Linked DNA regions of Mus musculus: region 1 is linked to region 2. Evidence: chromatin loops called from intact Hi-C (ENCODE). Cell type or tissue: heart. All regions are shown on one strand. Each heading gives the region's core, and the rest is flanking DNA. Links, peaks and the distances in the headings are about the cores only. Region 1 overlaps Aopep (aminopeptidase O). Region 2 overlaps Aopep (aminopeptidase O).

Evidence for each region. A loop is a pair of places that touch in the nucleus more often than their neighbours do. Peaks named below come from ENCODE experiments on the same cell type or tissue, not always from the same donor. Only the 100,000 strongest peaks of a DNase experiment are listed, where the experiment ranks them.
Region 1: it touches region 2 in a loop (2.0-fold over the local background); 1 of 42 quality-filtered maps calls a loop at or near these places.

What each region holds. Positions count from the first base shown.
Region 1 is chr13:63,148,263-63,153,637 of GRCm38, reverse strand. The region is part of intron 5 of Aopep (aminopeptidase O); the gene reads right to left. Among named protein-coding and RNA genes, the nearest start is that of Gm30409, 19 kb to the right of the region's middle. In heart, for the core only: a CTCF peak has its summit at 2,172; DNase peaks (open chromatin) are centred at 2,087 and 2,487; H3K27ac peaks cover 1,470 bases.
Region 2 is chr13:63,094,499-63,099,873 of GRCm38, reverse strand. All of the region lies in intron 5 of Aopep (aminopeptidase O), which reads right to left. It overlaps Gm46422 (a long non-coding RNA gene), which reads left to right and starts at 5,123. Exons shown (of 3, transcript XR_001780981.2): 1 at 5,123-5,171. In heart, for the core only: a CTCF peak has its summit at 2,749; a DNase peak (open chromatin) is centred at 2,943; H3K27ac peaks cover 328 bases.

The DNA of each region.
Region 1 (5,375 bases), core at 146-5,145, 54 kb before region 2:
CAGATTAGAGTGTTGTGTCCATTAATTTAAAACATGCCTCCAGCAGAGAAGGAAGGAGGCCTTTGTGACTCCCAGAAGCTGCTCCCTTCCTGAGGGAGGAATTCAATTTGGAAAGGAAATGGAGAATTTCATCAGATCTTAAGTAGGAGCTAGTGTTTGATTTATTTCTGCTTTTTTTCCAGGGAGGCCTGACCAGCATGGCCCCATCCTGCTGGAGAGGGGGAGAGGGGGAGAGAGGGGGAGAGGGGGAGAGGGGGGGAGAGGGGGAGAGGGAGGGAAAGAGAGAGGGAGAGAGAGGGAGAGAGAGAGAGAGAGAGAGAGAGAGAGAGAGAGAGAGAGAGAGAGAGAGAGAGAGAGATTGATTTAGCAGCTGAGCCCAAAAGCCTCAGCACCAGGTCACCACAGGCTGAGTGGACAGAAAGAGAGATTGGGAGTTTCCAGGAGCAGCAGATCCTGGGTCTTGGGTGGAAGGTGGGGAGGGAGTTGTGAGGATTGGAGGTGAGGGAGATGGGATGAGGAGTGGTCAAGTACACTTTTGCAGAGGTGTCATGGAGACATATTTACCAAGCTTGAATTTCTTGTGAACTTAATATTTTTCTAAATTTCAACAACAAATGGCGTCCACCATCAATATGCTTAGAGAAAGAGAGAACTTGGAAGGAGAAAGGAGCCCTCCTTTCGCTAGTATCCACCTGGATGATTCCAAAGACCTTAGAGTCAATCACATAAAAGCAACCTTCTCTGGTGTGGTTTAATAGCTGACATGGTTTGGACAACTGCAGTAAATGGGCATAGGGGGCTGGGTTGGAGTAATCTCAAGAGGAAGTCCTGTGTCCCGTCCCCCCCCCCCCCAATTCGCACCTGCTTCCTTCTTCCTCCATAAGTTGCCTGCCCAGCAATGCCCATAAGTGCACTTACCATCAGTTCCTGTCCCTGGAGTCAGACCCTTCAGTCCCTCTTTGTTGACTGTGGTCTAATGTAAGGAATGTATCTGTCACCTCAAAGGCCACAAAGGATGGCCTAGAAATGCTGGCCATTCTTACCCCCTCTACCTCTGTGACTACTCAACAGGGAACGGCCACTTTCCATCTTCCTCATCTGTGATGCACTGTAGCAGATGAGTCTTAAAAGTGTGTGGGGGAGATGATCAGGTTTTTTTTTTCCTTTTCTTTTTTTAATATTTATTTATTGATTGATATACATCCCAAATGCTGCCCCCTCCAAACCCCTCTCTCAGAATCCTTCCCCCATATCCCATCCCCTTCTTCTCTGAGAGAGTGGGGTCCCCTGAGCTCCCCCTCCCAACATCAAGTCTCTGCTAGATTAGGCAGATTTTGTCTCATTGAGGCCAGACAAGGCAGCCCTGTTGGGGAAGGGATACCACAGTAAGGCTACAGCTTTAGGGAGAGCCCCTGCTCCAGTTGTTGGGGGGATCACATGGAGACTGAACTGCACACCTCCTACATATGTGTCATGTGTCCAGGGTCTCCTTCTAGCCTGTGAAACTACCCTTAACATAGTTCTCAACAGCTTGAGAGAAAATTGTTACATCCAACGAGTGTTTCAGGAAACATAGGTTTAGCAGAAAAGGCTATTGTTATTGCTAGTTGCTGCCCCACCCTCCTCTCTGTGTGTGTGTGTGTGTGTGTGTGTGTGTGTGTGTGATGGTACAAGTGTGAAGGTCAGAAGACAATGTATCAGCTTACAGAGTCAGGTCCTCTCCTTCCAGCAAGTGACTTTACCTGCTGTAACTCACCAGCCCAGTACATTTAATTATTCATTTATCTGGATGCATATTGGCTCAAATGGCCACTATGACAATGGCAGAGGAACTGAGGACTGCCCCCGAGCTCCAAGCTTTACCGTTTATCAATACAGTGTGCATGTGTGGAAGTCAGAGAGAAACGCTGGGTGTTCCTTAGGAGCTGTCCACCTCATACTTGGAGACAGTCTCTTTCATTACCTGAGACTCACTAACTGGTTCTCTAGGCTCCAGGGATCCTCCTGCCTCTGCCCCCTGAGCACTGGGGTTACTCACATGGCTCTCCTGCTGCGTTTTCATGTGGTGATCAAACCAAGCGCTACTTGAGCAGCAGTTTCCTCAGCCCAGCATGGCTTCCTGCTCCCCTTTCCTAAGGACACACCCTGCTGGCACACTAAGGACACACCTCACACTGAGCTCCTCCTACACTCGCTCTACCCTAACCGTAGAAAAGGTGGTTATTGCCTCAATTTACAGATGTTGAAGGTAAAGTGCACAGAGTTCTGCTCTCCAGGTTGGCAAGCAAGGTCACTAGCTCTCAGTGAGCAGGCGATGCAGCCCAACCCAGTACTGACTGAAGCTCATTCTGGTCTACTCTGCCAGACTCCCTGGGCTTAGCTGTAGCTGCTAGGCTCCTGGCTTTTCTGTGCAGCTCAAGCCCCTGGTATGATGACCTCAGGTTTCTCAGTGTTTTATCAGCAGAGTCATGGAAATAAAAACACCATCCGTGCCTTAGGATCTTTGTCCCCTGTGACTACATCACAGCCAGAACTGGCCCGATAAAACAGGCCTTTGGATCAGCAATGCTTTAGTGTCTTCCCGGGAAGAAGGGAAGAAGAGAGGGAGAGATACTACTCTACAACTATGCCCTGTGTTCTCCTTAGAGAAACAGGTGAGGCCAGCTTCTGGTACATGGCTCCAAAGGCCCTGGAAGGGCCACACACCTATTTTAACTACAGATGGATATTTGTGGGGGTGGGGCAGAGTGGAACAATCATAAACTAAATGTGCTAAAGAAGTCAAGATAGCAAAATGAGGGTAAATGGAGGACCAGGGATAAGGAAATGAAGGAGGGAGGAAGTAGATAACACAAAATTAAACAGAAAAACAAAACCGAAAACCAAGGATATGGAGGAGGAGAAAGGGGAGGAGATGGTAGGCAGGCAACAAGAACCGAGAGCAGGGGCAAGTCTCCTAAGCTGCAAGAAGCAGCAGGAGACTTTAGAAGTAGCAGAGGCAAACTGGGAAGCAGACATTGGAGGGAAGAACACACTGTATGTTAAACAGAGTAAGCCAGTCAGGCATGGTGGCTGGGGTGGTAGCAGTCAGTTTATCCCAGTTAGCTTCTCCTTGCTGTGATAACACACTGGTCAAAACTGACTTGCTAAGAAGGGGTTTTATTTCATTTATCTCATACTTCTATGTCAGGAGGCAGGAACCTGAACGTGGGAACTGAAGCAGAGACTATAGAAAAAATGTTGCTTACAGGCTTGCTTGACTGATCTTTCAAGCAGCCCAGGTTGAGTCCTCCTCTACAATTAGTGGTCGAGAAAATGCCCCACAAACCAGCCTGCAGGCCACTCTGATGAAGGCAGTTCTTCAGATGAGAGTCCCTTCTCCCAGGTGGATCTAAGCTTGTGTGAAGTTGGCAAAACTAAGTAGCACACAACTTGACTGGTTTTGTTCTCTACAGAATCCTGACTAACATAGTGCTACACACCTTGAATACCAGCACTTAAGATGCGGTAGCAGAAGGATCATCTCAAGGTTCAAGGTTATACTGGGCTATACTGAAACTGTCAAAAAAGACAACAACAACAACAAATTCAAATTAAACCTATCTAAACAAACAAACAACAACAACAACAACAAAAACAAAAACAAAAACATTAGGCCAAGGTTATCGGCTCTCCAAGCTCATAGTCCCAGGTTTGACACTTAAGTTGTCTAAATGGCCCACACCTAGGTCCCACTAGGGATTGTGGTCAGTGCTTGTGGGAGACAGGGTCAGGCTCTAAAGCAGATGCACTGGTGACAGGAGAGAGGCTTCCTAGTGAGTCTGGGAAAGAAATGAGTCTTTGGGGATGAGACAGTGTTGTCATTTCGTTGTTGGGCTCAGTGTTGCTGAGAATAAGTAGCTGCCAACACCAGTGCCAAGACCACCTCACCTGGCTTTGGAAGGCCGTGTCCAACAGCAAACCAGCAGCTTCTCAGGTGCTGAAGGGATTGGTGAGTGGCAGGCACTTTATGTCTGTCCCACCAAACAGTACTACATATACACACAGAGACTATGGCCTAGACTTTACCTCTCAAGCAACCACCCATGCAGAGTTAAGACTCCACTATGGGGGGCTGGATACACCTTGCTGAGACTGTCTTTCCTTAAGAAGCAGACAAGGGTGTCTTTGCTCTTCTGAAAGTTCAATGAAACTGCATTTGGGTATTTTGTGTTTAAATGCTAAAGAATTAAGGCAGGAAAAATCAGTATTTGATTGAGTTTCCCAACTTCTTAAAGAACATGAGCTGCTAGTGGTTTCTGGATTCTCAAAGATGAAAGCAGATATATATTTCTCTTTCTTTTCTTTTCTTTTCTTTTCTTTTCTTTTCTTTTCTTCTCTCCCTTCCTTCCTTTCTTCTTTCCTTTCTTTCTTTCTTTCTTTCTTTCTTTCTTTCTTTCTTTCCTTCTTTCCTTCCTTCCTTCCTTCCTTCCTTCCTTCTTTCTTTCTTTCCTTTTTTTTTTTTTTTTTTTTTTTGTTATTGGCATACAGGCCACTCTGTTTCTAGTATTTCAGAGACACAACCAAATGTACCATAAAAGCAAATATTGACTGTTTTGCAATGTGTGTCTTGACCTGTCTTTAATTACACTGGTGCAGAAAGCTGTATGTTTCCTGCTGGACCTAGAGAACTTTCCTGAAAAGTACATTTCAATTAGCATCCACTGAAGCACACAGATGACAAAACATAATTCTCTCTACTTCCTCACCTCTCAACAAGAGTGAATATGTTTGTTCCTATAGAGCTAATCAAGTGAACTTCCACCATGACACAGGACATGTCTTTATTTAACACAATTATGCATGCTTTGCTTTGTCCCGAGACAGCAATACAATAGTGGGCCAAGAACTGAACTATGAAACACACTGCATACGAGAGTCTGTTATCTATGGTTATATTACATGGAAGCCTGGAAACTGCCTCATGAGGAGACAAGTCTGGACAGTCTGGACCCACCTTTAATAAGAACAGCTTGATTATGGTTTCCTTTGAAATGGATTCGCTGGATCTACAAGTCAAGCCTCCCTAAGATCTCCATCTAGAAAAATAGGCTAGGGGGTTCCCCCCAAATAGCAGACATATGGCCAGAGAGTTGTAGATGCAAACTTAAGACACAATAGACTCTGAGACTTTGGGAGTTCTGGTGTGAAATGCACCCAGTTGCCCTGTAGGGGCTGGCAAAGGCATATTTGAATCAGAAAGGCCAGCCTGTACAGCAACACGCCTGAATACAAAAGAAGCACTGATGTCTGACAGAGAATTCTGGACACAAGATGCTGAGGTAAAAGGAAGTTCAAGTTTCCCTTTGCCAGAGTCACACTGCCAGGAAGCAGGA
Region 2 (5,375 bases), core at 95-5,094:
GGAGCTGTCACGTGGGTGCTGGGAATTGAACCTGGGACTCCAGAAGAGCAGTCAGTGCTCTTAACTGCTAAGTCTTCTCTCCAGCCCCGGAACTGCCCTGTCTGAAGTGAGCTCCATAGTGACTTGTGGCAGCTGCTCTCATCAGATGCCTGAGTGGAGCGTCTCCCCAGGCAACCCAGTCACCTCACATACTACTTGCCCCCTTGGGTTTTTACTCTGGGTCATCACACCATCAACTGATACAAGCACAGTCACGTGTCTCATTTTCCTTTGAAGCTTAGGTCTGAACCATAACCTGTTTTATAACTGTGGACAATATTCAGCTCCAAAGCTAGATCCATGCATGGGATGAGAGACACCCATGAGAAGGCTGCCACCCTTGCCTTCTGCTCTTTTTCTGTCCTTTGCATGGGAACCAGCCTGTTCTTTGGGAGATGGTGTTAGCACAGCCTCCCATGTCTCTACCCCACATGTCCACTTTCTGTATTGTAACATGACCTCATCAGAGGTGGAATCTATCCCTCTTCATTGGTGCACAGTGCTCCATCACATTCTGCAGGTCCTTTACATTAGAACAAATAGATGATAGGTTGTTCTCAGCCTACTATGTGCATGCATATTTCTGATGATGTGTCTTTGGCTAAGTTCCTGTGACTTGGAGCCAAAGGCTAATCCTATCCACAGATCCTCTAAGTTCTTCCATGTGTGGAACATCTGAATGTAGAGGGTCTCTCCCTGCAGCTCCACCGAAGAGCAGATGGCTCCACCCATGGATCTGTCAGACATAGGTAAGAACCAGCACTCTGGTGCAGTCTGACTGGCATCGACTTCCCCCACCCCCTGTAATGAACAGAGGTGAGACACTTTTCACAAGGCTTCAAGACATTTGCATTTCTCTCCCCATGAACTGCCCTTCACATCGCTAATTTATTTCCTGAATGTTGTTTTTCTAATCTGTTTTTAGAAGATTATTATTTGTCTGTGATATAAATTGCAAATATTTTTTCCAAATGAGTCATTTGCTTTAAAAAAAATTGGATATGCAAAAAGATGTTGTGTTCATGTGGTCTAAGTGTATCAACCTTTTGTCCCACTTGCATAAAGCTTTACAACCAGAAGCCTTCTCTACTTTTAGGCCCAAAGAAATCTGCAGAGGTCTCACTGGGACTTTCCTTCTGGTCCTTGGAAGGAGCCCATCTCACGTTTGAAAGTTAAAATGTAGTTGCCCCTTAATGCAGTTCTTCACACATGGACCCAGTGATCACAGAAAGCAAAAAGAGAAGGTGACTGGGCTATTGTGCTTTCTTTCTAGAACTTTCCTGGGAGACCAGCAGACATGAGAACAAACAGTATCCAGAATACCAAGCACTCCCAATGTACATGGAAAGCTCTAGGAAAGGCATTTTTTTCACCTGTATTTAGGAAAGAAAGGGGGAAAGGATATACAGGTGTGGGCAGGTGAGGGTTCCCAGCACTGGCCAGGCTGAGGGGGAAACACATGTGCATGTTGCCAGCACTTTTACTGAAAAGGGAAGAAACACGGTTTGAAGGGATGGCTATGCAGGAGGTGGTCCAAGGACTTGGCACATGGGCATGGCCAGTCATGTGAAGTGCATTCAAGTCAGGAATTAACTGTGTTTACTTCCCTTTTCAGAGATGCTTCATGTTCTCACTTGGAACATCCCCCATTGACAGGCTCCTAGAAAAATAGCTTCCATAACTGTCAATTGTCATCTGGTATGTGCTGAGACAAGGGCCTCATGCCTTTAGATTTCAAAATTAGCCCAAAGAAGAGTTGGAATTATGAGTGTGCAAATAAATAAGTAATATTCAGATAGTTGGCAGTAATCTGAAGGGAGCAACCAGGCCTGCCTATCTGTCGATACATTAAGCAGCAATGTGTATGTTAGTGGTATAAGAAACACATACTAACAATGATATCGGGCATATGATAATGTTTGCCTTTTTAAATGCAATACTTTTGGAATATTCTTATAGTTTCCTTATATTACACTTTAACAATCTCTTCCCAAATGTCTAATATTTTTTTAAAAAATCCTTTACTCCCCAGTTTCTCAGTGTTTTTCCCTTCTTGGTTTCTGGGCCGTTCTGGCACCGATGGGCACTCTGTTGGCAGTGCACAATAGCTGGCACAGAGCGTGCTCACCATACATACTTGTGGAATTAAGGAATAAAAATCCGAGACAAGCCATTTTCCACATGCAGAGTGGCCTTACCTCACACCAAGCACAGAATCGATTCCCAGCGGAAACTGTGAAACTCTTTGAGGAAAACATGAGCAAAACCTTTGTGTTCTCAGATTAGACCATGGAATTGCTGACACGATACAAGCAAGTCAAAAAAGTAAATCAGATTCAGTCAAAAATAAAAACCTTTGTGCTTCTGGAGCACTACTAAAGTAAAGGCATAGCGGCACAGGACAGACAGACAGACAGACAGACAGACAGACAGACACACACACACACACACACACACACACACACACACGCATCACCTTCTGCCTTCCCGGAACTCAGCCTCACTGTATCTGTGTACATCCTCTCTCGCTGTCTGTCTCTGTCTCTGTCTCTGTCTCTGCCTCTGTCTCTCTCTCCCCCTTGCTTTCTGTTTCTGCAAATTCTTTGCCATGTCTTTGCTTATATCTTCCCTCTTCAATTCTACGTCTGTTTCTTTTATTTTAAGAAATGCAACTTATATTTTTATACATGGGAGTTTTTTTAAAGCACCACTAGGGAATTTGTCCAAGGGCTAAAGAGCCTGGGTACCAGAGACTGTACTATGCTCCAGGTCGCCTTCCTATCCAAGGCATAGAAACAGACACACACAGAGTAGATCTTTGATCCTAAGAACCCAGAATTCCCACTGGGATGAGGGTAAATATTTATCTCTATCTGGATTTGCTGGCTGCTGCCTGGTTTTTGGCTTACTCAATATCCTATTTGGCCAGAGACCAGTCAGGTCAGGAAAAGATCACTCCACAGCTCCAGCCTTGGACACATTCGGGAAGAGCCTCCAAACAGTTCCCATATAAACGTTAAAGGGTCATCTGAGTCCACTGCTCACATAAGGAAACACATAGGAGAAAAGACATGTTCTGCCCTCACAGTGAGAGAAGAAAACCAAATATGGAATATTCACTTTTGCATTTCTTCCCATACTCTCTCTCATCTAAGACAAGAAACAGCCTACAAAGGCGTAAACGTGCTATCTAGTGGTCAGGATGGAGGAAATAGAAAAGGGCTTGTCATCTCCCAGGTCTAGATTTTCAAGTCCTAGTTTAACAACCAAGGTTCACTTTCCTAGTCTACAAAACCAAGACAAGGAACATCTATTTCAGAGAGTTTTTCCAAAGACTCTGGCATCACACAGGCAGGGCATGGACATGGATCCTAAGATGTAGGGCACTTTCATTTTGGCAGGAGCCCTGGACAGATCTCACTGTCTGTACAACAGAATTTCAGAGATTCAGATCACCATGGTCCTCTGGATCTAAAATAGAGACCTGTCTCTAAAACTTGTATGCACTCAATTCACCTGTGAAGCAGCTTCATCATATATTGGCAGGCAACACTTGTAAGCTCCACTGGGCATATCTGTTTATAGAAACAATACCAACTCCCCCATCCTGCCACTGCACAGGGAGACAGAAATCTACAGCTCACATGGTCACCAGCACCACCAGCATTACCAGTACCCTCCTTTCACTGTTGACAGTGCCACTGCCACGCCACAGCTATCACCAGCTCCACTAGTGACACCATCAGTCTCACCTCCCCCCACCTCTGCCACTGGCACCTCATCTTCTTCTCCCATGCAACTATCAGCATCTCTCACACCACAGAGCATCAACCAAGACCTAAGACTGAAAAAGAATGACTGATGGTGAATCCACCAGGCGTGCAGTCTTAAAAAGAAGAATTTATTTAGAAAACTTTTAAGCCAATTGTATAAAGTGTGACACCATCTCAATGTGTCCTCAGACACCCCTGACAGTTATCTGCTGTAACAAATGTCACCGAATAAAAGGCATCCCCCTCCTTACTTCCTATGGGGACCAGGGAGGAAGGACAAAAGTCAAGGACTGAGAGAAAGCGCCCTAGGCCCATGGGCACCTCCACTACAGCTCTGAACCTGGGCTACTTATTCCTAGTGTCCAAATACATGCGATCAGAGATTACAACCATGTAGGGCGGGGAGCAGCCACGGTGACCGGGACTGGCTGTATTTCCATGTGACAAAGATCTTGAAGATCACAGGCAGCACAGCATCCCTAGCTGTCCAATGGGAGGCTGGAAGCTTAGCAAGAAAACTGTATCAATATCTTTAAAAATAGATTTAACAGATATTTTACTGTATTTTCCACTGAAAAATAACCTTTTCCATATTTTTAAAGGTCACAAATTTTTATTTAAAAAAAAACATGTACTTTTATTTTCTTGCATCCTGAAACATAACAAATTACAAACCTTTAAACAGAAAATTGTTAACTGCTCCATTTTAAGAGCCTTTTTAAAAAGTAAAAGTCAATGATAAGCTGATACTCTGAGTACCAGCTCTACAGCTAGAGGCAAACTTTACAGCTAGTTATAAATTCTTAACTATGAGTTAACACAGAAGCTGAAGCCTTTTACCCTGGCCACACTGTGGGCACCACTTTAATTGCAGCCTTCCAATAGAAGAAAACAGTGCCTCTCTGGCATCACAAAAAGCCTATTAACTTCCCAATTACTAAAGGAAGAAACAGTGTTAGAACGCAGGATGGGAGCCAAAGACAAAAGAACACCGGGAAGCCCAACTTCAAATCCTGGACTTGAAGGTCGCAGGCCTCTGAGCTAGTGTGTTTACTTCACTTATTTAAAACAAGCCAGAGTCTGGCCAAGTCTCAGAGCAGAGTATTTGTTTAACAAATAAGGATGTGTGTTTCCTGAAGTATCTCTAATTGAGGTTTAAGATCCCACCTCCTTGGAAATTCAGGGCTTGGCCAGAGCCCTCACAGGCCTTGACTGTGGATCTCTCTTCTAAAGGGGGAGGGGGGAGGGGAGGGGAGGGCTGCTGTTCTCAGGGAGCAGGCGCTTGGAAAGCTCTAGGCAAATGCCTGGCCTTCCACTGTTCCTCCACCACGGTGTCAACAGGAGACACAGCTGGAGAAGGTAAAACCAATACCCAATAGGATTTATAAATCGAGCAATTCAGTATGAGAACAAAGTTTAAAAATAGTAACCTGGGGGAGGCCCATACTCCTCTCCTGCCTTCTCTAGCTCTTTCCTCTTCAGTCAGATTGTTGCCCCTGCAGCCTTTGCAATAGCAATCCAACAGCTCTGGTTTCAAAGCCTTGCTAACGTCTTGGGAAATGC